Regions from separate parts of the Homo sapiens genome. Here region 1 is linked to region 2. The links are chromatin loops, found by intact Hi-C in ENCODE. Cell type or tissue: GM12878. All regions are shown on one strand. Region 1 overlaps COMMD1 (copper metabolism domain containing 1). Region 2 overlaps COMMD1 (copper metabolism domain containing 1).

Region 1 (8,000 bases), 68 kb after region 2:
TTTCATTATATATTACAGTGTGATAATAATAGAAATAAAGTACACAATAAATGTAATGCACTTGAATCATCCTGAAACCAGTCCCTGGTGCCAAAAAGGTTGGGGACCACTGACCTGGATTATGTATATAATCTCATAGCCAAAAACGATAATGTAATATCCATATATATGTGCATATATCTGTGTGTGTGTGATGTTATAATATTAAACTACCTTGCATTCCTGGGATAAACCCTATTAGCTCAAGATTTATAATCTTTTTGATATATTAATGGATTTGATTTGCTAATGTTCTATTAAGATTGTGTGTTTATGAAGAATTTTGTTTAAAGCTTTTCTCTTTGAGTACTGTTTTAAAATTTAGCACAAAAATTTTGATGTGTTGCATTTCGTCATTCAGTTCAAAATATTTTATTTATTTTTATTTATATTTAAGTTTTTTTAGAGATAGAGTCTTACTCTGTTGCCCAGGCTAGAGTGCAGTGGCCTCAACTCCTGGGTTTGAGCTATCCTCCTGCTTCAGCCTCCCGAGTAGCTGGGATTACAGGCATGCACCACCATACCTGGCTAATTTTTTTTTTTTCTCTGTAGAGGCACATTCTCCCTATGTTGCCCAGACTGGTCTCAAACTCCTGGGCTCAGGCGATCCTCCCACCTTGGTCTCCCAAAGTGCTGGGATTACAGGTTTGAGCCACCCCACTCAGTCCAAAATATTTTCTAATTAATTTCATGGTTTCTTCTTGACCCATGGTTTATTTTGTTTTTATTTTTATTTTTTTTCCAAACCCTGCATGTGGCATTTGAGCATGGTTTATTTTAAAATATTACGTTAAATTTCCAAATACTTGGGGCTCTTCTAGGTATCTTACTGATGGTTTCTGATTTAATTTCATTATGCTCAGAGAACATACTCTATATAAGTTTACAATAAATCTTTTGAGATTTATTGAGACTTACCTTCTGATTTAGCATTTGATCTGTATTGGTGAATAGACCATGCACACTTGAAAAGAATATATTTTGTGAAGTTGTTAGTGTAGTATTTACAAATGTCAATTAGATTAAGTTGGTTAATAGTGCTGTTCACATGATCTATGTCCATACTGATTCTTTTTTCATCTATTTATTATTTCAGTTACTGTGAGAAGGATGTTAGTTCACAATCATAGTTAGAGATTTTTAAAAAATCTGTTTCTCCCTTTAATTCTCTCAAATTTTCTTCGTTTTGTTTTGTTTTGAGACAAGGGTCTCACTGTGTTGCCTAGGCTAGTCTCAAACTCCTGCACTCACACAGTCCTCTCACTTCAGCCTTCAAATTTTCTTCTTAAGACCAGGCATGGTGGCTTATACCTGTAATTGCAGCACTGGGAGGCTGAGGTGGGAGGATTGCTTGAGCCCAGGAGTTTGAGACCAGCCTGGGCAACATAGCCAGGCATGATGGTGCACTCGTGTGGTCCCAGCTACTTGAGAGGCTGAGGTAAGAGGATTGCTTGGGCCTGGAAGGTCAAGGCTGCAGTGAGCCATTATCGTGCTACTACACTCAGCCTAGGTGAGAGAGCAAAACCCTGTCTCAAAAAAAAAAGGTGGGAGGTATTAAATAACAACACATTTTCTTTCTTTCTGTTTTTTTTTGAGATGGAGTTTTGCTCTTTTTGTCCAGGCTGGAGTGCAATGGCGCAATCTCAGTTCACCTCAACCTCTGCCTCCCGGATTCAAGCGATTCTCCTGCCTCAGCCTCCCGAGTAGCTGGGATTACAGGCATGTGCTGCCATGCCCAGCTAATTTTGTATTTTTAGTAGAGACGGGGTTTCTCCATGTTAGTCAGGCCGGTCTCGAACTCCTGACCTCGTGATCCACCCACCTTATCCTCCCAAAGTGTTGGGATTGCAGGCGTGAGCCACCGCACCTGGCCACAAATTTTCTTCTTAAGGTTGAAGCTTTATATCAGACATATATACATTTCTGATTATGTTTTTCTGATAAGTTATCTGTTTTATTATTTTTTTTTGGAGACAAGGTCTTGCTTTGTCACCTAACAGGAGTGCAGTAGTGTGATCACAGCTCACTGCAGCCTCTACCTCCTGGGCTAAGTGATCCTCCCACCTCAGCCTCCCTAGTAGCTGGGACCACAAGTGCAAGCCATGGCACCTGGCTAATTTAAAAAAAAATTTTTTTGTTTTTTGTCTCACTATGTTGCCCAGGCTGGTCTCCAACTTCTGGACTCAAGCGATCCTCCCACCTTGGCCTCCCAAGGTGCTGGGTTTACAGTCATGAGCCACTATGCCTGTCCTGTTGTATCATTATGAAATGTCAGTCTTTATTTCTGGTAATACTCTATCTTGGAGTCTATAACTGAAAATAATATAGCCTCTCCCCATTTTTTCCCCCTTAAACATTACGCCATAAGAAGCTTTTCAAAAGGAGCTAAGTTGCCTGGCTGGAGTGCAGTGGCTATTCACAGGTGTGATTATAACCCACTACAGCCTTGAACTCCTGGGCTCAAGAGAGCTTCCTGCCTCAGCCACCCCAGTAGCTAGGACTATAGACACAAGCTAGCCTTTTTATACTTACTGTTTTCATCAAATGTCTTTTTCCAACTAGTTTCCAACCTGTCTTTGTATTTGAAGTGCATCTATTGTAGATAGTTCAGTGTTGCTTTTAAAGTGCTTACTCCATTTGTGTTTAGTATGTTGACATGGTTGGATTTAGATCTACTATTTTGCTTTCTGTTTTTATTCCTGTTTATCCTTTTTTACTTCTTACAGCTTAATGAATTTTGGGGGGGGAATTCCATTTTAATTTCTCTCTTGGGTTTTTAGCTACATCTTTCTTTAGGATTGCACTAGAGATTACAATATACATTCTTAACGTCTCACCCTTTTGCCTGGGGCGGTGGCTCATGCCTGTAATCCCAGCACTTTGGGAGGCTGAGGTGGGTGGATTGCCTGAGCTCAGGAGTTCCAGACCGGCTTAGGCAACATGGTGAAACCCTGTCTCTATGAAAAATACAGAAACATTAGCTGGTTGTGGTGGCACACACCTGTAGTCCCAGCTACTTGGGAGGCTGAGGTGGGAGGATCCCTTGAGCCTGGGAGGTTGAGGCTGCAGTGAGCTGAGATCATACCACTGCATTCTAGCCTGGGTGACAGAGTGAGATGCTGTCTCCAAAAATAAATAAATAAATAAAACAATACCATTTCATTTAAATTTCAGGAATTATACAACCACAGAATTCTGTTTATGACTCTTCTTTTATGCAGTAGTTGTCATGGTTTTTTCTTAATGTGGTAACCCGTATTTCAATATTATAACTTTTGCTTTAAGTAGTCCTATGTATTTCCAGTAGATGAGGAGATAATAAAACTTAGTCTTATATATTTAACCATATATTTGTCCGTTCCACTGATCTTCATTTCTTTCTGAAGATCTGTTCTGCCATCTAGTTTTGTTTCCTATTAGTTTGAAGAATTTCCTTTAGCATTTCTTGTTGTGCAGGTATGTTGGGCAGGGAGTTGGCTTAGTTTTCACTTATCTGAAAATCTTGTTATTTCATCTTTATTCTTGATGGATATTTTTGATGAATATGGAGTTTCAGCCAAACAACAGTTTTGTTGTTTGTCTTCAGCAAAAGACAGTTTTTGCTCTTCCCCTTTTTCTTATGAGAATCCAATTATGCAGATGTTAATTTTTTTAATACTGCATCCCATATGTTTCTCAGGCTCTGTTTTTTTCCCCCAATCTTTTTTTCTCTCTTTTCAAACTGGATAATTTCTTTCCATTTATCTTTTAGTTCACTGATCCTTCCGTCATCTCCAATCTGCTGTTTTGACCTTTTAGGGAATTTTTTCTTTTTTACCTCAGATATATTTTTTAGTTTTAGAATATCAATTTGGTTAGTTTATAGTTTATTTCTCTTTTGAGATTTCCTATCTGTGTGTTAATTTTCAAATATCCTTTTTATTTACATCCTTAATCATAGTTATCACTGTAGCTTTCTCTTCTAATTCCGACACCTAGGTAATTTCAAGTTTGGTCTCCAACTGTTTCTTTTGAGTGTGTCATATTTTCCTGTTTATTCATATAGCTAATAATTTTGTTTTGTATACTGGACATTGGGAATGCTGCATTGTAGATATATGGATTCTGTTATGATTCTCTGAGAAATGTTGATTTTTTTGTGTTCGGAGGCAGTTAACTTGACTGAGTCTAACACCAGCCCCTCTCTTGCCTTCAGTGGGTACCTGCTGAAACTTCTGTTCACATATTTTAGCTTTATCTGGGCTTCTTAGAATCTGTCCTGTACATTCAGAGTTTACTTGTCAGCCAGAAATCTCAGTAGAGTTTATATGCAGAGTGTGGGTTTATGTGTGGCTGTCTTTCTTTCTTTTCTTTTTTTTTTTTTTTTTTTGAGACGGAATCTAGCTCTGTTGCCCAGGCTGGAGTGCAGTGGCACGATCTCAGCTCACTGCAAGCTCTGCCTCCCAGGTTCAAGCGATTCTCCTGCCTCAGCCTCCTGAGTAGCCGGGACTACAGGCGCCCACCACCATGCCCGGCTAATTTTTTGTATTTTCAGTAGACACAGGGTTTCACTGTGTTAGCCAGGATAGGATGGTCTCGATCTCCTGACCTCGTGATCCACCTGCTTTGGCCTCCCAAATGTTGTGTCTTTTTAAAGTATCTACAGTAACCTTGTATCAACTTAGTTTGTCAGTCTATTAATACTAAATTTAGCTCCTTCAAAGCAGTTGGAACTATGTGCTACATAAATTTCAGTTTCACCCAAGGGAAGAAGTGAAATTAGTGAATAGACAGTTACAGCAAAAAAAAAAAAAAAACAGAAACAAAAAAACCATAAAAATTAAATAGCTGGCTCTAGTGAAATGAGCAAGGACTGTGGAGTCAAACTGACCTGGATTTGAATCCTGATCCTACTGTTTGTAGCTGTATGATCTGGACAAATGACATTAACTCTTTCTAACCTTGATTTTCTCATCTGTAAGACGCCAATTGTAACTCCTAAGGATACTGAGGTGGTTGTTTTTGTTTTTCGGTTTTTTTTTGTTTTTTTGTTTTTTTTTGAGATGGAGTTTCGCTCTTGTTGCCCAGGCTGGAGTGCAGTGGCATGATCTCAGCTCACTGCAACCTGCCACTCCCAGGTTCAAGCGATTCTCCTGCCTCAGCCTCCCGAGTAGCTGGGATTACAGGTGCACGCCACCATGCCTGGCTAATTTTTTGTATTTTTAATAGAGACGGGGTTTCACCATGTTGGCCAGGCTGGTCGCCAACTCCTTTCCTCAGGTGATCCACTCAGCTCGGCCTCCCAAAGTGCTGGGATTACAGGTGTGAGCCACCATGCCCGGCCTAGATACTGAGGATTTTTTAAAATGCATATACAGTTCCTGACCAGTGGTTTTTGCCTAATAAATAACTTATTACAAATTGTTACCCAGTAAAAACCCTGAGACGAGTGAAAAAATAAAGCTAATTAATCCATTACTTGCTAGTAAGAAAATAAAAAAAAAATCTCTGTTCATTTATGTCTTAAGATTTATCAGTATCTCCATATAGCTTTGCATAGTATTACTATTATAGGAGGTGCTTTTTATAAAATGTCAGATGTTAGGCCAGACACAGTGGCTCACACCTGTAATCTTACCACTTTCGGAGGCCAAGGCAGGAGGACTGCTTGAGCCCAGGAGTTCGTGACCAGCCTGGGCAACGTAGGGACACCCTGTCTCTACCAAAAAAAAAACTTTAAATATTAGTAGGCTGGCCAGGCATGGTGGCTCATGCCTGTAATCCTAGCACTTTGGGAGGCCGAGGCGGGTGGATAATGAGGTCAGGAGATCGAGACCAGCCTGGCTAACATGGTGAAACCCCATCTCTACTAAAAATACAAAAATTAGCTGGGTGTGGTGGCAGGTGCCTGTAATCCCAGCTACTCAGGAGGCTGAAGCAGGAGAATCGCTTGAACCCAGGAGGCGGAGATTGCAGTGAGCCGAGATCGCACCACTGCACTCCAGCCTGGTGACACAGCAGGACTCCGTCTCAAAAATAAAAATAAAATAAAATAAAAGAAAATATTAGCAGGTTGTGGTGGTGCACGCCTGTAGTCTCAGCTACTAGGGAGCCTGAGGTGGGAGGATCACTTGAGTCCAGGAAGTTGAGGCATGTGCCACCACGCCCGGCTAATTTTTTGTATTTTTAGTAGAGACAGGGTTTCACCCTGTTAGCCAGGATGGTCTTAATCTCCTGACCTCATGATCCGCCCGCCTCAGCCTCCCAAAGTGCTGGGATTACAGGCGTGAGCCACCGCACCTGGCTTAATATTTCTTAAATGAGTGAATGAGTGAACAAGACAGATTTTCTTATAGTGTAATCAAAATACAAATTCCAGAGCATGGGACTGTATTTCTTAGAGTAGCGTTGCTACATTAACTACTGTAATTACTTTTCGGTAAAAAATTACTTTTGGGTACTTTTGACCTGCATGTTTCTATAATGTTCTATGCAGAAATTAAACTCTTTTGTATAAACAAAAACAGTGTGGGCCTTTTTAGCATTTTTCTTTGAGATTGGAGACTTCAATATAGTGATTATATTTTCATTTCAAGAAATTCTATTTCGCTTTTTTTTCATATCTGGTCATTTAAAGTAATATATTCTTCCAGACTGGACAACATAGTGACACTGTCTCTACAAAATATATATATATATATATATATATATATATTAGCCAGGCATGGTGGCATATGTCTGTAATCCTAGCTACTCAGGAGGCTGAGGTAGGACAATCATTTGAACCTGGGAGGTTGAGGCTGAAGTGAGTGGTGATCACACCACTGTATGCCAGCTTGAGTGACAGAGTGAGACCCTGTCTCAAAAAATAGAACAAAATAATTTTTATTCTGTATCTGATTATTCCATTTTGTAAAGTTCTTACAGGTCTAAATGCTGTTATTTGTTTCTGCTGATTATCACACATAGTAGATTTTTTATTCTTATTTTTTAACTTTTTATTTATTTTGAGACAGAGTTTCACTCTGTCGCCAGGCTGTAGTGCAGTGGCGTGATCTCAGCTCACTGCAACCTCCACCTCCTGGGTTCAAGTGATTCTCCTGCTTCAGCTTCCCAAGTAGCAGGGATTACAGGTATGTGCCACAACGCCTGGCTAATTTTTGTATTTTTAGTAGAGATGGGTTTGCACCATTTTGGCCAGGCTGGTCTCGAATGCCTGACCTCGAGGGATCCACCCACCTTGGCCTCCCAAAGTGCTGGGATTATAGGCATGTGCCACCATGCCGGGTCCATAGTAGCTTTTTTATTCCTGTGTTTTATAATTTTTGATTGAGAGCTCATGTGATCTCTTTGTTATCTTCTAAGTAGATTTTTGACTTGTTCATTCTTTTGCTGAGGAGAAAGCTCTCTGAAGGTTACAGTTTCATACAGAAGTCTCAATTCCCTCTCTGGCTTGTATAGCCCTCAGGTATTGTCTTCTGTCTTGTGTAATCAGTAAAATCCATTGATTTTCAACTCCCTCTTTGTTCTTGGCCCTCTTGCTTTTTTTGTGAGTTTAGCCATTTATTTCAAAAGAGGTATTTATTTATCTAACCTTTCTAAATTTTTAAAAGTTTTTTAAAAAGAATATTTGTGTACCATGTTCTTAGAAACCATTTAGCCTTTTTGTATCAATATTTGGCATCATAAAAATCTATGCTGTGCCAGGTGCAGTAGCTCATGCCTGTAATTCCAGCATTTTTGGAGGCCGAGGCAGATAGATTGCTTGAATCCAGGAGTTCCAGACCAGCCTGGGCAACATGGCGAAACCCCATCTCTACTAAAAAATACAAAAATTAGCTGGGCATGGCGGCAAGCACCTGTAATCCCAGCTACTTGTGGGATTACAGGTGCTGAGGCAGGAGAATGGCTTGAGCCCAGGAGGTTGAGGCTGTGGTGAGCCAAGATTGTGCCACTGCACTCCAGCCTGGGTGTCAGAGCAA
Region 2 (8,000 bases):
CACTATGTCATGTGTCCCCTGAGTCCGCTGGCTCTGATCCTAGCACAGCTTTTAGACTTTCCTGTAAGTTTCAGTCCTTGTGGCCTAGAGTGCCTTTTGTTTATTGAGGACCCCACAGCTCTTTAGCTTTCTGTGGTGAGGCTTGCCGAACTCAAGTTCTGGCTTCTGAGATGAGCAATCCCACTTTGGCTAGAGCTGATCTAAATGTTCCCTCTGTGGACATTGGCTGAGTTCTGCCTGGTGTTGGCAGCACCAAGTTCCAATGTAAAGTCCCACAATTGCTGCACTCTCCCTCTCCCAAACACACAGATTCTCTCTACTTGGCTGCTGCTAGCGGATGGGGGAAGGGTGGTGTCGGAAATTAAAGGGCCTTTCCTACCCACTTCAGTTTGTTTTTCTGCAGTATGAAGTTAAAACCAGGTATTGTGATCACTCACCTGATTTTTGGTTCTTGTGAAAGTGCTTTTTTATGTAGGTGTCATATTTGGTGTTCTGACAGGGAGGAAGATTGGTAGAGGCTTCTGTTTGGCCATCTTGCTCTGCCTCCCAGGGCCTAGATGGTAATTTGTTAAACAATGGATGAACCAAAATTGGCACATGATTACTATCCAAAGTCTGTAATTTATCTTAGGGTTCACGCTTGATATTGTAACTTCTATGGGTTTTGACGTGTATAATGACATGCATCTGGCATATAGTATCATGCAGATTGGTTTCAATGTCCAAAAATCTCTGGGATCCACCTATTAATCCCTCCATTCCCTCGCCCCCAAACCCTGGCAAATATTGATTTTTTTTTTTTTTTTTGAGACAGAGTTTCACTCGGTCGCCCAGGCTGGAGTGCAGTTGCACAATCTGGGCTCACTGCAACCTCCACCTCCTGGGTTCAAGCAATTCTGCCTCAGCCTCCCAAGTAGCTGGGATTACAGGCATGTGCCACCATGCCTGGCTAATTTTTTGTGTGTTTTTTTAATAGAGTTGGGTTTCACCATGTTGGCCAGCAGGTCTCGAAACTCCCAACCTCAAGTGATCCGCCCACGTCGGCCTCCCAAAGTGCTGGGATTACAGGAGTGAGCCACCACACCCAGGCAACTATTGATCTTTTCACTGTATTCCATAGTTTTGCTTTCCCTTCAACATGTGTTTGTAGAGCGCCTACTGTGTTCCAGTTTTGCAGACCTTGGGGATTAAATATTAAGTAAGAAGCAGTGGCCTTTGGAGCAAGATATAGGCCTGGCAGTTACCCTGCATTTTAATAAATACCACTAGTTTACTAGGCAGTCTAGAAAGACCCCCGTCCCAGATTTGGGAGTTAAGGAAAGACTTCATGGAAAAAGTTAGATCTACATCGAAGCCTGAAGAAAGAGGTGGTATCAACAAGGTAAGGCGATAAAGGAATAGCAACTAAGATTTTCTAGGCAGAGAGAATAGCCTAGGCAAAAGCCAAGAGGATAGAGATAGAATATACACTTAAGAGCTAAAAGGAGCTCAAAAGCAATGGTAGGAAGAACAAATGATTGGAAGATTGTAAGAGGTAGGGGGATATGAAGAGAAATGAAGCTAGAGAAGGGGAGAAGTTTCCTGACTGTGATTTGCCTTGTAAGCCATATTGAAGACTTAGAATTTAAATCTAGAGGTCAGAGAAGTTCTTATAGATTTTTTTCTTTAATTAAGCTTTGTATTTAGAGATAATTATAGTTTGACATAGAGTTGCAAGAAATAATTCAGAGAGACTGGGCACACTGCCTGACACCTGTAATCCCAGCATTTTGGGAGGCTGAGGCGGAAGGACTGCTTTGAGTCCAGGAGTTCAAGACCAGCCTGGGCAACATAGTGAGCCCCTATGGATTAGTCAATTTTCATGCTGCTGATAAAGACATAGCCGAGACTGGGCAATTTACAAAAGAAAGAGGTTTATTTGACTTACAGTTCCATGTGGCCGGAGAGGCCTCACAATCATGGTGGAAGGTGAAAGTCATGTCTCACATGGTGGCAGACAAGAGAAGAGTTTGTGCAGGGAAACTCCCATTTTTAAAACCATCAAATCTTGTGAGACTTATTCACTATCGTGGCATGGGAAAGACCCGCCCCCATGAATCAGTTATCTCCTGGTGGGTCCCTCTCACAACATATGGGAATTATGGGAGCTACAAGATGAGATTTAGGTGGGGACACAAAGCCAAACCATATCACTCTGTCTTTACAAAAAAAAAAAAAAATATATATATATACACACACACACACACACACACACACACACACACACATAATGCCAGGCATGGTGGTGCATGCTTGTAGTCCCAGCTACTCAGAAGACTGAGGTGGAAGGATTGCTTGAGCCCAGGAGGACAAGGCTGTAGTGAGCCGTGATTGTGCCACTGCACTCCAGCTGGGTGAGAGAGGAAGATCCTGTCTCAAAAGAAAAAAAAAAGTGATGAATTACATTTTCATTTTTCATTCAAATTCTTTTTTTTCTTTAGTATCGTAGCCTAATTTTTAAATTTGTTTTGGCTCTGAGCCCCTTGCTAATTTGCTAGGCTAGATTAGGCAAACAGAAATCAGCACCCTGAATTATTTTCTACTCTTATCTTAAAGAAGTTTATGGTTTGTGAATGTGTGTGAGAGAATTTTATAAAGCAAGAAGTTGGTAGCTTTAAAGAATTCTGGACTTAATGTTGATCTGCAACATTTAGAATTTTTTATTTGAAATGTTATTGATACAGTATGAATGCTTGTTGGAATATGAATTCTACTTCAAGGTGTTAGATGATGTATTTGCAGAGATACATAGACCCTGCTCTCAAAGTTTAGACTCTGTTGGGTCAAATAGACTTTTTGACATAATTTCATTTCATTGAGGTAAGTGCAGGGATAGAGATATTAGGGCATTTTTGGAAGAGAAAGGGGCACTTACCTTACTAGGAGAGGAGGAGTATTGGGGAAGCCATACTTGAACTGAGTCTTGAATGGTGAATAGAAATTAATCTGTTGAAGGTGATGATAAGACATTTCAGAACATTTAGAATAGCACGAACAGAGACACATAGAAGAAGCATCATATTGGGATTGCTAGTTGGGGAATTACAAACAGGTTAGTGCTGTTTGAGTGTCAAGTGCGGGAGGCAGGAAGTTGTAAGACACTAAAAGATAAGCAGGGCCTGTTGTGTTGAGTTTGAACTTCATGCTCAGTGATTCTCAAACATATCCAGCCCAGTGTTTCTTTTTTTGTAGTAAATATTTTCTAATGCTCCTTTATGATCCTTAAAAGGAATTCTTATAATTCACATATAATAAAATTAAAACATAATTTCTAATATGATGTCATAAATGTAGTACAAAGGAAAAGTATAAGAAATCTAAACATGATTTGAAATATATATTTTAAAATATAAATGCTTAAGCATTATATCATTAGAACACATAATGAATTAATCAGATGCTTGTACCTATACATGGTATTACTGTGAATGCACAGCAACAAATGCAGGTATATAAAATGTGTTGTATTGGTAGGTAAGATATTTTAAATGGTATTGTCACTGGTAATGAGATTTTTCAAAATACTTAACATCCTATTTGTAAAGTTCTGACCAAGTCAAAGTACAAGTTGTATTAATTGCATTCCTGGAAAACTTGGTGTTTATTAAAACCGTGAAAAAATACTTTTTTATGTAAAACAAAATACTTAATTTTTAGGCTGAAGTAATTATAAACAGGTTTTTCCACACAATGTCAGATGGGACATTGCAAAGTCATGTGAGACACAGGTCTTTTTGTCCTGTGGGATGTTCTTGGTCAGGGGTCTGCAAACATCAGCCCACAGGTGGTCACACTGCCTGTATTTATATAGCCCATGAGCTAAAAATGGTTTTTACATTTTTAAAGAGTTGTACGAAAAAGGGAAGAATATGCAGCAGAGGGTTACAACTTTTACAGAAAACTTGCCAACTCCCGTTTCTTGGGTATTGAAGGATGCCGAACATCCCTAGCTCATGCTCACTTAATGCGAACAGCACTCCCTCCAATCACTGTGAAACCAAATGTAGCCTCCACCATTTCTCAGGTGCCTTTGGGAGGGCAATACTACCTGGTTGAGAACCACTGTTTTGGTTTATCAGTTTTCAAATTTTTATTCCTCTGCGACACATTTAACAGATAGTAATACATGCATAATATAGTTCTATGCAGAGTTCCTGTGTTTTTAATTTTCTTTTTTTCTTCCATTCAAGTAAACAATTAAAATGAGGGAGGTAATTGTTTAATATAAGGATACTTTGAAAACCCTCTGATTTATACTTATAAAAATCTTTACAAACATTAATACTTGTACTACTACTACTGCTAACTATATTATGTACAACTTACCTTATACCTCATAGGAGAGTGCTTCACACCATCCTGCCTGACCACCACTGAAGCAAGTAATAGTCAGCCATGGGATAACTTTAAACAAGCAAGTGCCAGCATCCTATATTTATATTATAGATAGATCACTTTGATAGTGGTATAGAAGATAGACTTGAGGGAGTCCACACTTAGTTTAGGTTCAAGATAGTGAGGGCTTCTACCAGCTAGTAGGGACAGATCAGAGGGGACATATTATTAGAGAATTATTTCAGATGTAACAATCAGTAGAACTTGACAACTGAAAGTTACAGGCATTTGTTTTTCTTTTTCTTTTCGAACTCATTTTACTGCCAGAGGCATTTGTTTTTAACACTTTGTTGCCTGCCAGAATCACTTTGGAAGCTTTTTAACAATACCAGTGCCTAGGCTTTACTCCATAATTCCTGGAAATCAGAATTTCTGGGATAATAGCTGGGCGCTGATATTTTAAAATTGTACTTCAGGATTCTAATGTGCAGCCAGTGTTGAAAACCACTGATTCAAGATGTGGAAGAGAGAGAAGAATAAAGGATGAGTACCAGGCTGTCAGCCTAGGCTGCCAGTAGATGGAAGTAGTGTGCTGTGAACAGTATCTGTTTTATGGTAGCTATTCAAATATTTCTTAAGTGAAAATTGATGACTTTGAACCTAAACCAAAATCAATTTCTCATTTAATTTTTGATTGTTCTAAATTTGGATGAATTGACCCTAGTTCAAGATATTATTGACTGGAACCCAACCAAAATAACTTTTGTCACAGATGAAATTATATCAGAATGGATATCTCTTGATATTATTTGAGAAGAAGAATGATACAAATTACCTGAGTTGTGACATAATATTGTGAAGCAAGGTGTCAGTGGAAATAATTTGACTTAATTATAGTATATTATACAAAATAATTCCTTCCTTCCTTCCTTCCTTCTTTCCTTCTTTCTTTCTTTCTTGGCGGAGTCTCGCTCTGTCACCCAGGCTGAAGTGCAGTGGCGCAATCTTGGCTCACTGCAACCTTCGCCTCCCGGGTTCAAGCGATTCTCCTGCATCGGCCTCTCGAGTAGGTGGGATTACAGGCACCTGCCACCACCCCCGGCTAATTTTTGTATTGTTAGTGGAGATGGGATTTCTCCATGTTGGTCAGTCTGGTCATGAACTCCTGACCTCAGATGACCTGCCCACCTCAGCCTCCCAAAGTGCTGGATTACAGGTGTGAGCCACCACGCCCAGCCTGTATTTGTATTGATTGGCATAGCCAGAGGTTTGGGGTCCTGCTATCTGGTAAATAGGCAGATATTCAGTAAATGTTTATTGAATTGTAATGTGAAATATCTTTAATGTACCAGAAAGTTGTAATATTTACCATATAATTTTTTATATTAATGAAGAAATGAAAGACAGCTTGTTTTTCTTTCAGCTCCAGTCTCACTTGCTCTGCCTGTGTTCTACTTGGTGTTGTTACCTTTACATTCTTCTGTTCCCACTGCCACCACCCTCTTTTAGTCAAGACTCTTGGTTCCAAATGATAGGAATACAGCTTAAATTGAATAGTTGATGGAATTTTGGGTTGTCTGTAGGAAGGATGCTGAGATAGCATTATAGAATTGCAGGAAGGCCTGCAGGAACTAGGGTCTTGGGAACTATAAAACAGGGATATCACCCCATTAAAATCCACTCTCACTTCATTCTATTTTCTTGCAGACATGCTTTTGCCAAAAGGTCCAAGAAAATGCTGTCTGTAACTCCAGCCTCATGTCCTTCTTATACTATGACCCAAAAAGACAAGATCATTTCTCCTGCCCTAAATTGGGACCAGTCAGTGCGCCCAGAGAAAGGAGGATATTGTGATCTGTCTGGTTTGGAGCTTATGCCAGTCCCCATGGCCACTAGCAGATAGGGGCATAGCAAAGAAGAGGCAAGGGGAGGCTTACCCTGGGGACTAAGTTATTAACTGCTGCTGTCCTCTCCTAGGCTCCATTGCCCTAGCCCTCTGAAAATTTTTCACTTCAGTCCAACTACTTACTGTTATCAGATTCAGCTTAAAATTTTTTTTTCATTAAAAACATTTTTAAAAGAGAGACAGGGTTTTGCTGTGTTTTCCAGGCTGGTCATTGTCAACCTCCAGGGCTTGAACAATACTCCTGCCTCAGCCTCTGGAGTAGCTGGGACTGCAGGCGTGTGACACCACACTGGCCAGATTCAGCGTTCTAAACCACACGTTGCATCATGATTTCCCAGTTACCTAGCCTTTAGTGGCCCCTCATTACGTATATATAACAATGTCTAAACTTGATGTACTTTAATCTGGCTCCAGACTGCCTTCTCAATCTTATCTCTCAGTTTTTCTATTCACTGTTAAACTGAGCTAGTTGGCCTTCTAAGTTCTGAGAACACTTACATATTCCTCACTCAGTCATCTAAACTTTAAGTAAAAAATTTGTGGTAATACTCTTCAAATCATTGTTTGATGTCTCAGGATCTCTGAAGGCCAGCAACTGAAGCATTGTAGCTACTCATTAGGGACTGGCATCTCTGTATCATTGTTGACAGAATGTACCAGTTTACATTTTTTTCAGTGGTAGTGATACCGAGTCTACTTCTCTGTGTAGTCACTTGTGACAGCTAATCAGAGGGAAACCTGGCTTAACTGTTGAGGCTTTGGCCCTGCACTTATCTCATGGTGCTTTCAGAAAAATCAGTTGACTGCTTGAAGCTTCAGTTTCCTTTTCTGTAAGTTGAGAGTGAAGAGCACTATAATACTATCATCTACCTCATTGCCTTTGAAAATTGATTATGAGGGTCAAGTGCAGTAATACAGACATACCTCGGAAATACCTTGGGTTTGGTTCCAGGTGGCCACAATAAAGTGAATAATGCAATTAAGCGAGTCACATGAATTTTTTTGTTTCCTAGTGCATTAAAGTTGTGTTTATACTATACCATACCATATCATACTACACTATATTAAGTGTGTAAGAACACTGTGTCTTTAAAAGCAGTATACATACTTTAATTAAGGGATACTTTATTACTATTCAAGAGGCTGAAGTCAGAGGATTACTTGAGCCCAGGAGTTTGAGGCTGCAGTGAGCTATGGTTGTGCTCCTGCACTCCAGCCTGAGTAACAGAGACCCCATCTCCCAAAAAAAACCTAAAAACTTTATTGCTAAAAAATGCTAATGATTACCTGAGCCTTCATCTAGTCATATTCTTTTTGCTGGTGGAGGGTCTTGCCTTGATGTCTTGTTTTTGTTTTCTAAATGTGTGTGTGTGTGTGTGTGTGTGTGTGTGTGTGTGTGTGTGTCAGAAGTGGGATTTGAATTGCCTTGATGTCAGTGGCTGCTTACTGATCAGAGTGGTGATTGCTGAAAGTTGGGGTGGCTGTGGCAATTTCTTAAATAACACAACAATGAGATTGTTGCATCCGTGGACTCTCCCTTTCATGAAAGATTTCTCTGTAGCATGTGATGCTGTTTGATAGCATTTTACCCACAGTAGAACCTCTTTCCAAATTGGAGTCAGTTCTCTCCAACCCTGCTGCTGCTTTATCAACTAAGTTTCTGTAATGTTCTAAGTCCTTTGTTGTCACTTCAACAATGTTCACAACATCTTTACTAGGA

What was found. Hi-C counts contacts between places; a loop is a spot of excess contacts. Peaks named below come from ENCODE experiments on the same cell type or tissue, not always from the same donor. Only the 100,000 strongest peaks of a DNase experiment are listed, where the experiment ranks them.
Region 1: it touches region 2 in a loop (5-fold over the local background); 2 of 110 quality-filtered maps call a loop at or near these places.

Annotation. Positions count from the first base shown.
Region 1 is chr2:62,057,166-62,065,165 of GRCh38, forward strand. The region is part of intron 2 of COMMD1 (copper metabolism domain containing 1); the gene reads left to right. Among named protein-coding and RNA genes, the nearest start is that of B3GNT2, 130 kb to the right of the region's middle. In GM12878, no CTCF peak of the experiment used is centred here; a DNase peak (open chromatin) is centred at 4,896; H3K4me3 peaks cover 1,134 bases; H3K27ac peaks cover 1,612 bases.
Region 2 is chr2:61,988,674-61,996,673 of GRCh38, forward strand. The region is part of intron 1 of COMMD1 (copper metabolism domain containing 1); the gene reads left to right. Among named protein-coding and RNA genes, the nearest start is that of COMMD1, 87 kb to the left of the region's middle. In GM12878, a CTCF peak has its summit at 4,949 (motif pointing right); DNase peaks (open chromatin) are centred at 4,968 and 7,048; H3K27ac peaks cover 1,899 bases.